Regions from separate parts of the Homo sapiens genome. Here region 2 is linked to region 1. The links are chromatin loops, found by intact Hi-C in ENCODE. Cell type or tissue: HCT116. All regions are shown on one strand.

What was found. Peaks named below come from ENCODE experiments on the same cell type or tissue, not always from the same donor. Only the 100,000 strongest peaks of a DNase experiment are listed, where the experiment ranks them.
Region 2: a loop joins it to region 1, with 8 times the contacts of the local background. A loop is called at or near these places in 8 of 110 quality-filtered maps.

What each region holds. Positions count from the first base shown.
Region 1 is chr13:21,472,934-21,480,933 of GRCh38, forward strand. No RefSeq gene overlaps it. Among named protein-coding and RNA genes, the nearest start is that of ZDHHC20, 18 kb to the left of the region's middle. RefSeq lists a silencer at 4,375-4,424. In HCT116, CTCF peaks have their summits at 4,274 (motif pointing left) and 6,191 (motif pointing left); DNase peaks (open chromatin) are centred at 4,258 and 6,168; H3K4me3 peaks cover 698 bases; H3K27ac peaks cover 423 bases.
Region 2 is chr13:21,334,152-21,342,151 of GRCh38, forward strand. The region is part of intron 1 of LINC00539 (long intergenic non-protein coding RNA 539); the gene reads right to left. It also overlaps the pseudogene MIPEPP3. Among named protein-coding and RNA genes, the nearest start is that of LINC00539, 6.7 kb to the right of the region's middle. RefSeq lists enhancers at 2,851-3,433, 4,351-4,907. In HCT116, a CTCF peak has its summit at 4,205 (motif pointing right); no DNase peak of the experiment used is centred here.

The sequences.
Region 1 (8,000 bases):
AAAACCTTAGAAATTTACCTTGCACTCTATTCTACTGTGGCTAAAACCACAAGACAAAGTTCTTCCCCCTCTTTCCTCCCCTTTCCCCAGGCAGAGGAGTCTCTCCCCATGTCTACCACCACCACAGGCCCACAGGGAGTACTGTCAGTGAACAACTGCTGTTCAGTTAAGGCCCAAGGGCCGTTTACTCCGCTTATGATGAATGCTGCCAAGCCTGGGACTCACCCTTCAGGACAGTGGGCTCCCCTCTGACCCAGGGTATGTCCAGAGATGCCATCTAAGAGCCAAGGCCTGCTACTGGGGACCCATAAATCCCACGTGGTGCTCTCCCCCACTGTGACCGAGCTGGTATCTAAGCTGTAAGCTTCCCTCTCCTTTTCTCAAGCAAAAGGAGTCTCTTCTTGTAGCCACCACAGCTTTGAATATGCAGGTCACACCTGAAACCAGCATGTCTCAAGTCTCACCCAAGGCCTATGGTGTGTATTACCTGGTTACCGCTACTGATTATTCAGGGCCCAAGGGCTCTTTGGTCAGCAAGTGATGAATCCTGCCAGGACTGGGTCCTTTCCTTCAAGGCAGTGGGTTTCTTTCCGGCCCATAGTGTGTCTGGATATGTCATCTGGGAGCTGGGGCCTCACGACTCTGCCCTGTGCCCTATCCTACTGAGGCTAAGCTTACATCCAGGTTACAAAAACAAAGTTCTCTTTATTTTTCCTTCTCATCTCTTCAAGTGGAAGGAAGGGGTCTCTTTTGGAGCTGCAAGCTGTGTTGCCTGGGGTTGGGGAAGGAGTGATGCAAGCACTCCCTAAGCTTCCCTGACTGGTGTCTCACTAGGGTGGGTGTCCCCCAGGCCCACTGGCTCTAAGCCCAGCACAGCACTAGGACTTGCGTAGGAGTTGTAGTCTTTGTGGACTAGACAGACTCCTGAAAAAAGGAACAAGAAAATATTGGTCAGGTATTTTGTATAATGTCCCTTAATTTGGGTTTATCTAATGTTTTCTCATGACTAGCCTGGGATTATGGATTTTTTAAAAAATTAAGTCTGAACAAATGGGTTATGGATTTTTGAGAAGAAAACCAGAGAGGTGACATGCCTTTCCCATGTCATCGTGTCAAGATGTATTTGATAATCAATGTGACTTTTTACGGTGATATTAACCTTGATCACTTGGTTAAGATGTTGTCTTCATGTAAAGTTATCATTTTTTCCTTTTCCCTACACTATTCATTAGAAAACAGTCATTAAGTCCAGCCACACTCAAAAAGAGAGGAATTAGATTCAATTTCCTGGCTGGGCACAGCAGCTCACACCTGTAATCCCAGCACTTTGGGAGGCCGAGGCGGGCAGATCACTTGAGGTCAGAAGTTCAAGACCAGCCTGGCCAACATGGAGAAACCTGATCTCTACTAAAAATACAAAAATTAGCAGGCGTGGTGGCATGTTCCTGTAATCCCAGCTACTTGGGAGGCTGAGGCACAAGAATTGCTTGAACTCGAGAGGCAGAGCTTGCAGTGAGCCAAGATAGCACCACTGCACTCCAGCCTAGGCAACAGAATGAAACTCCATCTCAAAAACCAAAACAAAAGAGATTCCACTGCCTGAAAGAGGAATATCAAAGAATTTGTGCAATCACTGCAGTAATTAATAAGTCCTTAGGGAAGAGGCATTTTGAGGCTATGCAGAAATCCTGCTTCTCTGTGAAGTTCCCCCCGCTAATTTTTAGTACCCATCAGTGGACCTTGACTCCACAAGGTCTTTTTCTTTTTCTTTGCTGCAGGGTGGTCTAATGATCTGTTTCCTGACTACAAAATGCACCTAAAAGGGAGTTTAGAGATTTAGCTGTCATGGTGGGGTGATAAATAGATTCTCAGCCCTGATTACTATATGAGCTTCTGGTTTGGTTAGATTTTCTGTTTCTGCATTTCTCTTTTTTTTTTTGAGACGGAGTCTCGCTCTGTCGCCCAGGCTGGAGTGCAGTGGCTGATCTTGGCTCACTGCAAGCTCCGCTCCCTGGGTTCACGCCATTGTCCTGCCTCAGCCTCCGGAGTGGCTGGGAATACAGACGCCCGCCACTACGCCCGGCTAATTTTTTGTATATTCAGTAGAGATGGGGTTTCACCGTGTTAGCCAGGATGGTCTCGATCTTCTGACCTCGTGATCCACCCGCCTTGGCCTCCCAAAGTGCTGGAATTACAGGCGTGAGCCACCGCGCCCGGCTGTTTCTGCATTTCTTGAAGTTTGTCCCTCACAAAGCTTCCTGGCTATTATTCTCTGATCAGTCCAGGTATATGTTGTTGATTGTATTTAGGCTACAGGAAAAGTCTGGGCTAAGAGGCTGCCACTGAAAACATTGATTAGTGTCACAAGTCACATGGGAGGCAAGTTGTGAAATGACCAGAAAAGCAGGTTTTTAGAAAACATTATGTAGCTGCACTATCTCTGTTTCTCTATTACTGTGATATCTCTCTTAGATTACTTTGGACTGAGAACTGATGAGTTCCTGGTAAACAAAATCAGACTAGGCATGCCGTCCTAGACATTGAGAGGGGCAGATGCCAAGCTCTTGAGTGTGCGTGTGTGGGGCAGGGGGCTGCATTTAGAACAGCCTTTGTAGTCAAGTACCCAGTCTATGCTAAGTCTCTGTGTGATATAGTTAGGTATTTCTCCTATGCATGATTATTTAATTAAAGACTGTCACTTTCCTTAGATTGGAAAGTTTTTAAAGGAAGGACTATTTCTATTTTGTTTATCACCGTGAGTCCAGCACATCTTCAGGCACATAATAGGCACTATATTATATTAACTGAATGAATGAATGACAAGTAACTTGGAGTTAGAAATGTCCATGCTTTTCCTACAGTTTTCTCAACCTCCCCATAACTTCAGTCACAGAAACAGTCTTGTATTATGGTGATTATATTCTCTAGTACTTATTAGAATAGTGCTATATTTACTTACACTATTAGGTAAGAAGACAGTTGTGGATTAGCCTAAGGACTGAGTTATATTGCAGAACACAGTTAAGGATAGATTGAATTGAGGTCTAAACAACTTTAAAGCATATGGGAAAGATACAGATTGTGGAGTTGGGGATATTTGGATTCAAATCCCAGCATTACCACTTATTAGCTATGCATTGTAGAAATTAACTAATCTCCCTGAGATTCAGTTTCTCCTCCTGTAAAATAGGAATAATAGTATCTTTCTCATAGCATTTATTGTAAGGATTAGGGGAAATTCTTTGTTTTGTTTGTTTGTTTGTTTGTTTGTTTTGCTACAGAGTCTCGCTCCATCGCCCAGGCTGGAGTGCAGTGGCACAAACTTGGCTCACCTCTGCCTCCTGGATGCAATCAATTCTCCTGTCTCACCTCCCAAGTAGCTGGGACTGCAGGTGCCCGCCACCATGCCGCCCATCTAATTTTTGTGTGTTTTTTTTTAGTAGAGACGGGGTTTCAACATATCAGTCAGGCTGGTCTCGAACTCCTGACCTCAGGTGATCCATCTGCCTCGGCCTCCCAAAGTGCTGGGGTTACAGGCGTGAGCCACCACACCTGGCAGGAAATTTTATATATATGTACACATAGGTCTAAATATAGCTCATGTAAGAAATACATATGTACTTACATGTGTATATATCTGCATTTTATATATAACACATATGTATATGGAAATATTCTAATATGTATATATGCATGTCTGCTATGCCTCTACCTCCTTATCTACCTGTGTTATAAATCTGCAGTTCCTGACACATGGTCATTGTATGAGTCAGGGTCCACATTAAGTATTTCAATAGATTATTATTATTATTTTTTTTTAGGACTGGGGAAGGGGAGCTTAACAGAAAAAAAATTAATAGAAGGAGCTGGTTAAACAGGTGCTAGAAGAGTGAAGAAGCAAAGAAGAAAGTAAATGCTGGAAGCAGCTACCACTCCCTGGTCCAGGGTACTAAGAGAAGAGGCTGGGGGATTAAAATCCAGAAACTGGAAAGAAAGGCCTGCCGTTCCCAAGAGGCGCCTGGTGCCAGTGCCTGGGCGGGTGGCGGGAGCGGGGAGAGGACACAATGTGGCTGGTTCCGGGAGTGCAAAACAAAAACAAAACAAAACATAAAAAAAACCACACACACACACAAAAAAAACCAGGAGACTGGTACTAACCGCTGCCAGGATGAAGGCTGAGTACAGACACAAATAACACTGACCGGACACAGAGAGGAACGAGCCCCTTTCCCTCCTCCCGGCTTGCAGGCTCCCTCTACTGCCCCCTATCGGCAGAGCCTAGCACGTCGCCAGCAAGCAAAGGGAAACGGGTTTTGCAGGGTCTGGGACCGGCCCCATCATGACAAAGCCAAGTATGTGTGCAAGCGAGGGGATGGAACGGAGAGACAATAGCTTAGTAACTTAATTTACTCATTCGCCATTTTAACAGCTGCCTAGAATTTCATTGTACAATTAGAGCACAATTTATCCATTTTCATGGTGCTAGATATTTATGTTGTTTCTGAATTTTTATTTGAAATGATGCTACTGTGAACATTCCTTTAATTCTTTTTGGATCATAAAATTTTGGGGAAGAGCTCGCATGACATTCTGCAAAGCATAAAGGAGTTATTAATATATTTTCACCCACTATTGAATGTTTAAATATTATATAAGTCTAGGTGTGGTAAGTACTATAAGCACACTGTTTTCTCCCATTTCATCCTCTTGGCAAGAGAACTCTCCTAGAAAGAAGACTAGCACCTAGCAGAATGCTTTGAATAGAGCAGGCTTCAATAAAGATTTGACATTGATGATACTGAAGAGATAACCTGGCTAGTAACAAGATGTTGCATAGAGATTCCAAACATTAATTTCCTTCCTTGCCGAATGTAAGCAAACACAAACAGCAAGTGCTAATGGTAAATGTGGTAAAGCACTAATTTCTCTGAGTTGGTCAATATTTAGCTGAGGCATGTCAGTTCAAAGCCTCCCACAATGTTTCTCCTTCATTAAGCAAGTCATCTCTGAGATATTCTGTAATTTTCTGTATATCTTCTTTATTATATGGTTAGTTTTTCTGTTAAAGATCATGTGTGGGCTGGGCATGGTGGCTCACGCCTGTAATCCCAGCACTTTGGGAGGCCAAGGCAGGCGGATCACGAGGTCAGGAGATCAAGACCATCCTGGCCAACATGGTGAAACCCCATCTCTACTAAAAATACAAAAAATTAGCTGGGTGTGGTGGCTAGTGCCTGTAATCCCAGCTACTCGGGAGGCTGAGGCAGGAGAATCTCTTGAACCCAGGAGGTGGAGGTTGCAGTGAGCTGAGATCGCGCCATTGCACTCCAGCCTGGGTGACAGAGCGAGAGACTCTGTCTCAAAAAAAAAAAAAAAAAAAGATCATGTGTGGGCCGGGTGCAGTGTCTCACCCTGTAATCCTAGCACTTTGGGAGGCCGAAGCGGGAGGATAGATTCAAGCCAGGAGTTCGAGACCAGCCTGGGCAAAATAGCAAGAACCCCGTCTCTACAGAATAGTTTTAAAAATTAGCTGGGTGTAGTGGTGCATGCCCCTAATCCCAGCTACTTGGGAGGATGAGGTGGAAGGATCGCTTGGGCCCAGGAGTTTGAGGAACCCTCAACTTCACTCCAGCCTGGGTGGAGCAAGGCCCTGCCAAAAAAAAAAAAAAAAAAAAAAAAAAGGCCGGGTGAGGTGGCTCACGCCTGTAATCCTAGCACTTTGGCAGGCCAAGGTGGGAGGATCACTTGAGGTCAGGAGTTCAAGACCAGCCTGGCCAACATGGTGAAACCCCATCTCTAATAAAAATACAAAAATTAGCTGGGCGTGGTGGCAGGTGCCTGTAATCCCATCTACTCAGGAGGCTAAGTCAGGAGAATCGCTTTAACTGGGAGGCAGAGGTTGCAGCGAACCTAGATGGTGCCACTGCACTCCAGCCTGGGTGACAGAGTGAGACTTTGTCTCAAAAAAAAAAAAAAAGAGAGAAAGGAAGGGACGACAAAGAAAGGAATGAAGAGAGAGTGAGAGTAAGAAAGAAAGAAGGAAAGAAAGAAAGAAAAAGAAGGAAAGAAAGAAAGAAAGAAAAAGGAAGGAAGGAACAGAGGGAGGGAGGGAGGGAAAGGAAAGGAAAGTAATGCTTGGTGTATGCAAGGCAGATAAAAATTTTTTGGAAAAGCAAGGCTGCCACCTTGTGGAACATTTGTATTGAATGCTTTCACTTTAAATCAACTGTAACGCCACAAGTGATTTGCAGGATTCTTTTAATTTTTCTCAATACGAGTTTTCTCCCTGCATTTCATCATTTTGTCTCATTCATTCTATGGCATCGATGTGGTATTAGTGTCAGTTTGCACTCCAGCTTTTGAAGATATGCAGTTTCCATTAAAGAAAACTTAGTGACTCACTTTTCCTCTACCGCCTCTGTCTACGGATCTGTGTGCTTATCTGCATGGAACTCTGACTTTGAAGTCTGTCTTGTACTCCCTCAGAAAAATATCAGGAAAATGTCTTTAAAAGTCCATTAACTGTTACAATTTAGAATTAAACACCTGTCACTTCCAAGGCAGAGGTGAGAAAATGTGAAGTTAAACAAATCACAGGGGATGCCTCCTCTGAGCATGGAAACTTCTCTCCCTAACTGGCTTGAGTTAGGTTCAGCTGTTCAACATGTGCACTTGATGTTGGATCTTCTTTGGCATGATGTTGGCAGAGACATTGGAATCTAGAGAACTGTTTAAGGCATGAACCTGGCAACGTGGGCGCTGCTTTTTCTCCTTTCTTCTCCTTCCCTTGCTTATACATCACTGGGGCAGAGGTGAGGGGTGGCAGAAATATCACTTATGGGATCAGAAAATGAAAACCCAGGACTCAAAAGGCTGGCAGCTGAGGGTCTAGACGACTCCTCTCTGCTTACTTAAATCCCTACTGTCTTACCTCTTGGCCCACAATAAAAGTAAAACATGCCCCAGGGAGAGAAAAAGCAAAATATTATGAATTGAATTAAAACCGTGTACATAGCTCTTAATTTATCGCATGCTGTCAAATGTATTGGCTATAAAGGGATAAGTATGTCAAAGTCTTGGAGCCAGGCAGCCAATTTGAAAGTTCTCCTGGTTGGCCGTGGTGGCTCATGTCTGTAGTCCCACCCAGCACTTTGGGAGGCTGAGGTTTGTGGGTCACTTGAGGTCAGGAGTTTGAGACCAACTTGGCCAACATGGCAAAACCCCGTCTCTTCTAAAAATACAAAAATTAGCTGGTTGTGGTGGTGCACGCCTATAGTCCCAGCTACTTGGTAGTAGGCTGAGGCACAAGAATCGCTTGAACCTGGGAGGCAGAGGTTGCAGTGAGCCAAGATCATGCCACTGCATACTCCAGCCTGAGGAAGACTCTGTCTAAAAAAAAAAAAAAAAGAAGATTCTCCTGTGACTTTCACCCTGATCCTCTAGTGTTGAGTGTAATTTGCCCTGCGGTCCCCTGGAGTCTCCTAAGCTGGTCTTAGCCTACAGAATGGCACAGCTTAGAGTAACAATCCACTGTGTCCGCCCAGCACCCTTGCTGCCGTCTGGGAGTAGTCACGCCCATCTTTTAGAAAATGTTCCTTCCGGCCGGGCGGGGTGGCTCACGCCTGTAATCCCAGCACTTTGGGAGGCTGAGGCGGGTGGATCACTAGGTCAGGAGTTCGAGACCGTCCTGGCTAACGCGGTGAAACGCCGTCTCTACTAAAAATACAAAAAACATTTAGCCGGGCGTAGTGGCGGGCGCCTGTAGTCCCAGCTACTCCGGAGGCTGAGGCAGGAGAGTGGCGTGAACCCGGTAGGCGGAGGTTGCTGTGAGCCGAGATTGCGCCACTGCACTCCAGCCTCCAGCCTGGGCAACAAAGCGAGACTCTGTCTCAAAAAAAAAAAAAAAAAAAAGAAAGAAAGAATATGTTCCTTCCCTGCTGCCCTCCAACAGTGCAGGGACATGGCAGCTGCCGTGTTGGTATAGACCCTGCCCTCCTGGC
Region 2 (8,000 bases), 140 kb before region 1:
AAAGGGAAATTCCTTTAATAGTAGCACCAAAGGGCTGCATATGGCAGGGTAGGTGACAGACCACAGCTGGTGGCTGGGCCACTCTCTGAAACGTGGACTTAGGATTTGAGGGCTAGTCCTTGTGCCTCACACCTAGGATAACAGAGAAGTCCTAAAGTATGCCTGGTAGCACATCTGCACTCTTCTGGGTGGCTTCCAGAGATACTTTTGTTCCATGTTTTGGCTTTTACGACGGTCCCCAAATTAAGCAAAGGCATTTTTCTTAGCTGAGCTAACAATGATTCTCTAGATACTTGCTTATCTAACTTGTAAATCCCCTGCCACTCATTTGTTATTTGTCAGCAATCCCCTATCAGATGAAATTTCATCCCACTCGTGCTGTTGAGCACATTGATGTGCCCAGTTGGGAATCAAGCCCAGTCGCGGAACTGTAGGTGCTTTTTTGGTTGGCCCATTTATCTCTTTCCTCGTTGTCCACCAGCCACTTAATTCACTGTCCTTGTTCCAGCACACCATATGGAATGACCTTGCCCATCCCCATTTGCCACACCACCATGAAATAAACTGGAGGAAAAAGCAGTAATCTTCTCATCTTTCGAGAGGAAGCTTTCTATCTGGGAACATTTGAGGCTGATTTTCCCCATGCTTAGATTTACCTCGCTGTTGAAATTCTTAAGTATGTATACAGTGACCTGCTTCTAAGAAAATCCAGTATTCAGATTTCTAAACGTAGACCCAAACATTATTCATATCACAAAAAGTTCTCCAATTTCAAAGGAATTGTCTTCCTAGAACTCTTACAAATCAACAAGAATAAGATTGATATTCAAATAGAAAAATGCACAAAATATTTGGATAGGCATTTTCTTTACAAGGTTAGGGGATCTAACCTTTAAATGGCCAATAAACATAGAATATGCTTATTGCAAGTTAAAGACATAATCTAATACCAATAGACCCCCACCATAATAGTTAAAATGGAAAACAGGGCTGGGCGTGGTGGCTCACGCCTGTAATCCCAGCACTTTGGGAGGCCAAGGCAGGTGGATCACGAGGTCAGGAGATGGAGACCATCCTGGCTAACACGGTGAAAACCTGTCTCTACTAAAAACACAAAAAATTAGCCTGGTGTAGTGGCAGGCACCTGTAGTCCCAGCTACTTGGTAGGCTAAGGCAGGAGAATGGCATGAACCCAGGAGGCGGAGCTTGTGGTGAGCTGAGATCGAGCCACTGCACTCCAGCCTGGGTGACAGAGTGAGACTCCGTCTCAAAAAAAAAAAAAAATGGAAAACAGGAAATAGTACGTGTTGTCAAGGATGTGGAGCAACTGGAACTCCTACACACTGCTGTCGAGAGGCTGAATTGGTACAACTTCTGTACAACTGAGTATGCACATAACCTTGACTCAAAGACTCCACTCTTAGGCATATGCCCAACAGAAATGCACATATACGTTCACCAAAACACATGTACTAGGATATGCATAGCAGCACTATTTGTTATAGAATAAAACTGGTGGTTCTATGAATGCTAATTAATAGTAGGATGGATATCAAGAAATGGTGATATATTGACACAATGGAATATTTTACAGCAATGAGCACAAACTTACAACTACATAGAACACCATGGATGAAATTTACAAACACCAAGTTAAGCCAAAGAAGATAGACACAAAAGAGTATAAACTATATGAATCCTTTTAAACAAAGTAAAACCTGGCAAAATTATTCTATATTCTTAGAAGCCACGTTGGTGGTTACCCTGAGGGGGTAAATGACTGGAGGAAATGTAGGGGTTTAGATAATGTTCTGTTTCTTGATCTAGACTGGTTACATAGGTGTGTTCAGTTGGTGCGCTTTTGGGCACGTGCATTATAGATCAACAAAAAGCATTTTTTTTTTAAATACGTAATTCAATTTACAAAATGCCCATGCCATGTGGAACTTTCTAGAAACATATTTGCTGTCCAGAGTGAAATGCAGCACCTATGTTCAAATGGATTGAGTATTGTCCCTCCCACTATTTTCACTAGTTTATTAATTCTGGAAGGACAGGGAGTTGAGTTAAGCATTAGGGAACAATTCGTATACGCATGACATCGGATCCTGCATTTTGGAGTGTTATTTCTAATTGCTCCATGTCCACACACTCAAATTGAGAACCAGAGGACAGGGAACATTTTACATTTTCCTGCATCTCCAAGCCACCCCTTTCTCAATGCCCAACTGACCAAAGGATTCTTCAAAGGAACACAGCGCTTGGCTGGAGAGAAGGATTCCTTAGTCCTCTAACACAGTCATGGAAAAATCTCTAAGGCAGGTTCCCTGTCCCTTATAAAGAGAGCATTTATTACATCCTGGGAGCTCATGGGAAGCATCTCAGTTCACCCCCACACACTCTGTAACCTAGGCCCATTTTACTGAGGAGAAAACTGTGAGGCATTCCCCAAAGGGCCACATCCCTGGGAAGTGATGAGTCGGCACCAGGAGCCGGCCAGCCTCCACTGGCACACATACTGCCCAGCATTTCCTGGAGAAGGCCTCCCCTGCGATTTTAATGTTCATAAGTGGCTGCCTTTCTTCTGCAAGTAACCACCTGGGCTGCTGCTGTCCTTGGCCAGCAGTGTGTAGCTCTGATGCCCCCTCCTCCATCCTAGAGCCTGAGACAATCTATCAGGACTCACTTGGTGGTGCTGCTGGCTCTCCCTAGATCCCGGTGGAGCTCAAGACAGCCTCACGGGGCTCTGAATCTGCCTGCTCTTTCTCTGCCAGGAAAGAAGGGAAGCCCCTGGAGCTTTGCTGGCTTTTCTGTGCCAGGTGGAGCCCAGAAGACACCCTGATCAGCATCTGCGAGGATCTACTCAGGGCATGCAGCCCTTGCAGACACTCTCGGGGCTGCCCTGGTTAAAGACGATGGCTGGCCTCCTGAATTTCCCCCAGGCAGCTTGGTTGCAGGCTCCGCATCACAGCCCAGCTGGTCACAGCTCTCCATCTATTGATCACACCTGCTTAGCACTGCAGACATAATGCTGCTCAGTCATATTCTGAAGGCACAGTGCTACCTGGGGATGTGATTACAGCTCAGCTTGGTGAAATGAGCGGCTGGCCCCAAGCTCAGCCCAGCAGCCTTGTTTCTTCCAGGCCTGCTCAGCCCCACACCCAGGGGTAGCAAGCTTGTCCTGTGCCCAGTGCTCTGCTGTTGTCATGGAAATCAGTAAGGACAGCCTCACAGGTGGTGTCTAAATTGGCATGTCATAGGTGAGGGTGGGAAGAACATAAGTCACTGTGCCCAGGGTCACCTGTCCCCAGACCCCAATGCCTCACCTGCCCTCACCTGCCTCACCTGCCCTCACCCAGTCTCATTTGCCCTCACCTGCCCTCAGCTAGTCTCACCTAGCCTCATCTGCCCTCACCCAGTCTCATCTGCTCTCACCTGCCCCACCTGCCCTCACCCAGTCTCACCTAGCCTCATATGCCCTCAGCTGCCCTCACCTAGACTCATCTGCCCTCACCCAGTCTCATTGCCCTCACCTGCCCCCACCTAGTCTCACCTAGCCTCATCTGTCTTCACCTGCCCTCACCTAGTCTTACCTGCCTCACTTGTCCAGGAAGCTCCCAATCCATATCCAGTCCCCCAGGTAGGACCCTGCATTATGTTTAAGCCAACCTCCAGTGACAAATTTCTGCACTATCTGCTTCCCTAGGCCTGGGGAAGAGAAACTGCTGCATGATCTCAGCAAGAGTCGCAGAGTTTCAGTTTGGCTAGAACCTTCCAGGTCATCTGGTTGGTGTACATTTATCAATGAGGAAACAAGCCCAGAGAAGTTAAGTGACTTGTCCAAGGTCACACAGCTGTGTAAGTAGAAGTATGAAGGGAATCCAGGCTTCCTAATGCAACAGCCCCACACACATGACATTTCAGGTTTCTTTGAAATCAAGGAATTCCTCTAAGCCCTGGATGGATGACTACAGGTTGTGGTTTCAAGAGTGTCTGCTGATCTGTTTCCACAGGGAAGGCTGGAGAGATCTGTGAAAGGATGAGAATTCTAAAGGATAGAACACCCTAGTTGCTGGCAGAAGGTCACTTGCAGAAAAGTAGAGCAGAAACTCAGCTTCTGTTTGGGCAGCAGTAGCGGGGAGGCGAGGGGACACTTTTCTAGTAGTGTCCTGAAGAGCTGCGCTGGTCGGTGGCTGACTACCACCAGGTGTCAGGACTCCCAAAGTCCTTCCAGGGGAGGGGCAGAAATTGCTGGCTTCTCCTGGCATCTCTGACAGCAGCAGTGGTGTTCAGCTCATCTCTCTGCTTTGCTACAGTGTATCATTGGAACCTGAGAAAATCTGTCGTCTCTCCTGGATGCTTGGCATGTGGAACAACTGAGGCAGTGACAGCAGGCGTCACATCTGTAAGGAGCCACAGTGCAGCCTCTGTGGACACTTGCAGTATTCAGAGTGGTCAGAGCAGGGTCACATACTGGCTCATGTCCTTCTGGAGCTGGCAGCCCATGTAGTTCCCTCCTGTCTTCCCATCAGCCCCAAGCAGGGCCCATGTACCTGCTCCCCTCGGTGGTCATCTTCACTCTATTTTCTAGTCCCTTCACTGTGAAGATTCTCTTCAGGACAGAGCACAGGTTTCTCTTCAGCCAGTGTCACATGACACCTTTGTGTCTGTGGAGGCAGGTCGGGTGGGGGGAGGGTCGTCATATGAGGCTGGAGCAGGAAACAGAGGGACTCCGGGAAGGCATGTGGTTGGATGTCCTCAGGCTCAGCAAGTCTGCATTTGCTCTTCAGGGTTGTCCTTGCCTTTCTGCATCTCCCAGTAAAGCCCAGGCCCTTACCTGGCTTCACCTGCCCTCACCTGCCCTCATCTGCCCTCATTCAGTCTCACCTGACCTCACCTGCCCTCACCCAGTCTCATTTGTCCTCACCTGCCTTCAGCTAGTCTCACCTAGCCTCATCTGCCCTCACCCAGTCTCATTTGCCCTCACCTGACCTCAGCTAGTCTCACCTAGCCTCATCTGCCCTCACCTGCCCTCACCCAGTCTCATCTGCTCTCACCTGCCCCACCTGCCCTCACCCAGACTCACCTAGCTTCATATGCCCTCAGCTGCCCTCACCTAGACTCATCTGCCCTCACCCAGTCTCACTGCTCTCACCTGCCCCCACCTAGTCTCACCTAGCCTCATCTGTCTTCACCAGCCCTCACCTAGTCTTACCTGCCTCACTTGTCCGGGAAGCTCCCAATCAATATCCAGTCCCCCAGGTAGGACCCTGCATTATGCTCCCATTTTCCCTCCTCACCCTCCCCGCCCCATCCTCATTCTTCAGGTATGTGCCCACTCTCGCAGACTTGTGAAGGAACTGGCTGAGTACGTGGACCAGTACTCAATACCATGTACAGGTGAGAGCAGTGGCCAGTGACTTTGACAGCGTGCCCATTCCCAGCACCTTCCAAAAGTATCCATCCATCAGTGTTCCAACTCCTGGCCAGGCTCCTTGCCCCTGTGGACCCATTTCCATATGAGAGCTCTAGATCTTTTTCGACAAGAAAATCCGTGGCCCCACCCCACCCCAAAGACAGTGCTATGACTTTTAGAAGAAAATATTCTATTTGTGAGACAGAGTCGAGGCTCTGAAGCCAGAACAGATCTGACCCCTGGCTTTGCCTGCCCCTCACTGCCTGTCCTCTAACCCTTGGTTTTCTCATCTGTGTTGTGGGGATGAACATGAGGTCAACCTCACGGTTTGTGTGAAGGACTGAGTGAAATCACACCTACGAAGCAGTGGACCTGAGCTACCCCAATAAACGGAACCAAATGTTTGCCTTGTCAAACCTGCGGGCAGGTAGGGCATGTTCTATCATCAAAGGGATAAGATGTGCAAATGGAAGCCCAAGGAGTGGCCTGTCTGGAGGCAGAGGGAGCTCCGGCCATACCAAGAAAGGAAGGAGGACGCCTCCAGTCCCACCTCCTCAGCGTCCCCGTTTCTATTCTGTCAGCCTCGGTTCTTTGGTAGGTTTGGAAGATGCAGAGAGGGAAGAGTTATCTTTATGGCTCACATAGACCTGGCTGCATGCACAAATCCCAAAATAAAATCATTCCTCAGAGTTTGCCCTAACTGTCATTTTCTAGGTGAAGAAGTTAGGCCCAGAGAGGTTAAGTGACATGCCTGGGGTCACACAGGTGCGTAACAGCCTGTTCCCTCTATGCCCACCTCTGTGCCCCGAGGTGCTGTCCCTTTTTTGATTCAGAGACGTTTGCTCTAGGTTGTTCTTGGTTCACTCTTTTGCAGAATCCTGGAATCAGGGGAGCTCTGGGACCTTGTAGTCCAAGGCCCCTCTGGGGGCAAGAAGCCCCTCTGGAGCCCCACCTGACCCAAGCTTCTCCTGCCTTCTCCTGAATCGATGGCTTTGCCTGGCCAAGCCTTGTCCCTATTTTCCACAGCTCTGGCTATCCAGTGACTGTCCTTTTCCTCAAGCCTAAAAGGGTCTCTCCTTCAATTCCACCCAGTAGCACTGAGGCTTGGAAGAGGCTCCAGAGAGGGCTATGGTCAGAGCAGGTGGGACCAGGGTTTAGCTCATCCTGGATGCATGTAGCCCAGCAAGGGAATATCCAAACCTTGGGGACTGCGTGTCCAAGAAGTTCCTACTGCAGCATAGCAAAGCCAACCTTCCCAAGTGTCCCCAGTGGCCCAGAATCACAGCCAACCAACCCCCCTCCCCTGACAACTGTGTCAACTGTGCTGACTTCACCCCCAAACTCTAGTTCTGGAGTTTCCAAGGCAGGACAGAGTGTGCTAGCCTCCGGCTGGAGTCCATGTTTCAGATATCCAACTGCATCTCTATTAAATCCAGCCTGGAGTACTCATCCTATGTCCCAGCCCTAGAGGGGAGGACGGCAGCAAATTCCGAGAGGATTTTCCTCACCAGAGCTTACAGGAGAACAGACATTCAAGGCTGCTCAAGAAGCAGGTGGCTGCTGTTGTTGTTTTTTGTTTTTTTGTTTTGTTTTGAGACAGAGCCTTGTTCTGTTGTCCAGGCTGGAGTGCAGTGGCGCCATCTCAGCTCACTGCAACCTCTGCCTCCTGGGTTCAAGCGATTCTCCTTCCTCAGCCTCCTGAGTAGCTGGGATCACAGGCGCCCGCCAACACCCCTGGCTAATTTTGGTATTTTAGTAGAGACGGGGTTTCACCGTGTTGGCCAGGCTGGTCTCGAACTCCTGACCTCAAGTGGTCTGTCTGTCTCGGCCTCCCAAAGTGCTGGGATTACAGGCATGAGCCACCGCACCTGGCCCGCCTGCTGTTGTTTGACAATGTTGGGTATTCTTAGGGATCCAACTCTAGTTTTTAGGAAATGAACACAAATATTCATTTTTCACAACAGCCAACAATTATTTCCTTTATAAGTTCACATTCACAACCATTTTCCCACTCTAAAATTGGCACAAATTTGAAAAGCATGATATATAAAACCGGTGAGGATATTGTGAGGTAAACACTCTCATTCACTGATGACGTGAATTTAAACGAGAACAAGCTTTTTAAACAGCAATGGCAAAATGCATTCAGAGTTTAAAGCATCTATTCCATTTGGCTCAATTCTATACATGCACGGAAACAAAGCAAAAAACAAGGAAAATGCAACCCCCGCCCCCTCCCAAATCAAAGAACAAACAGGAGCTTTTTCAGGCCTCAAGTGAAGCAAGGCACGAGTCTCTCTGAGGAATCCCCGCCCATAAGACCTGGGAAGGTCACAGCCTTCACGCTGGCTCAAGGGGTTCTCCCCAGCAGGAACCCAGGCTGCTCCTCCCGGGACTGTGGCTGACAGGTAGGGAGCGCTCATAAGTCATAGCGGATATTATCACTACAGGGGTCCCTAACATCTCAGTGAACCCCCACTGTCAGGGAAACTGAGAAACTGTGAATGCAGCCCCAAAGCCTGTGAGAGACCACGTGTGGGCTCAGAGCCTCCCCGTCACCTCAGAAGGCCAGGGAGCCCAGAGG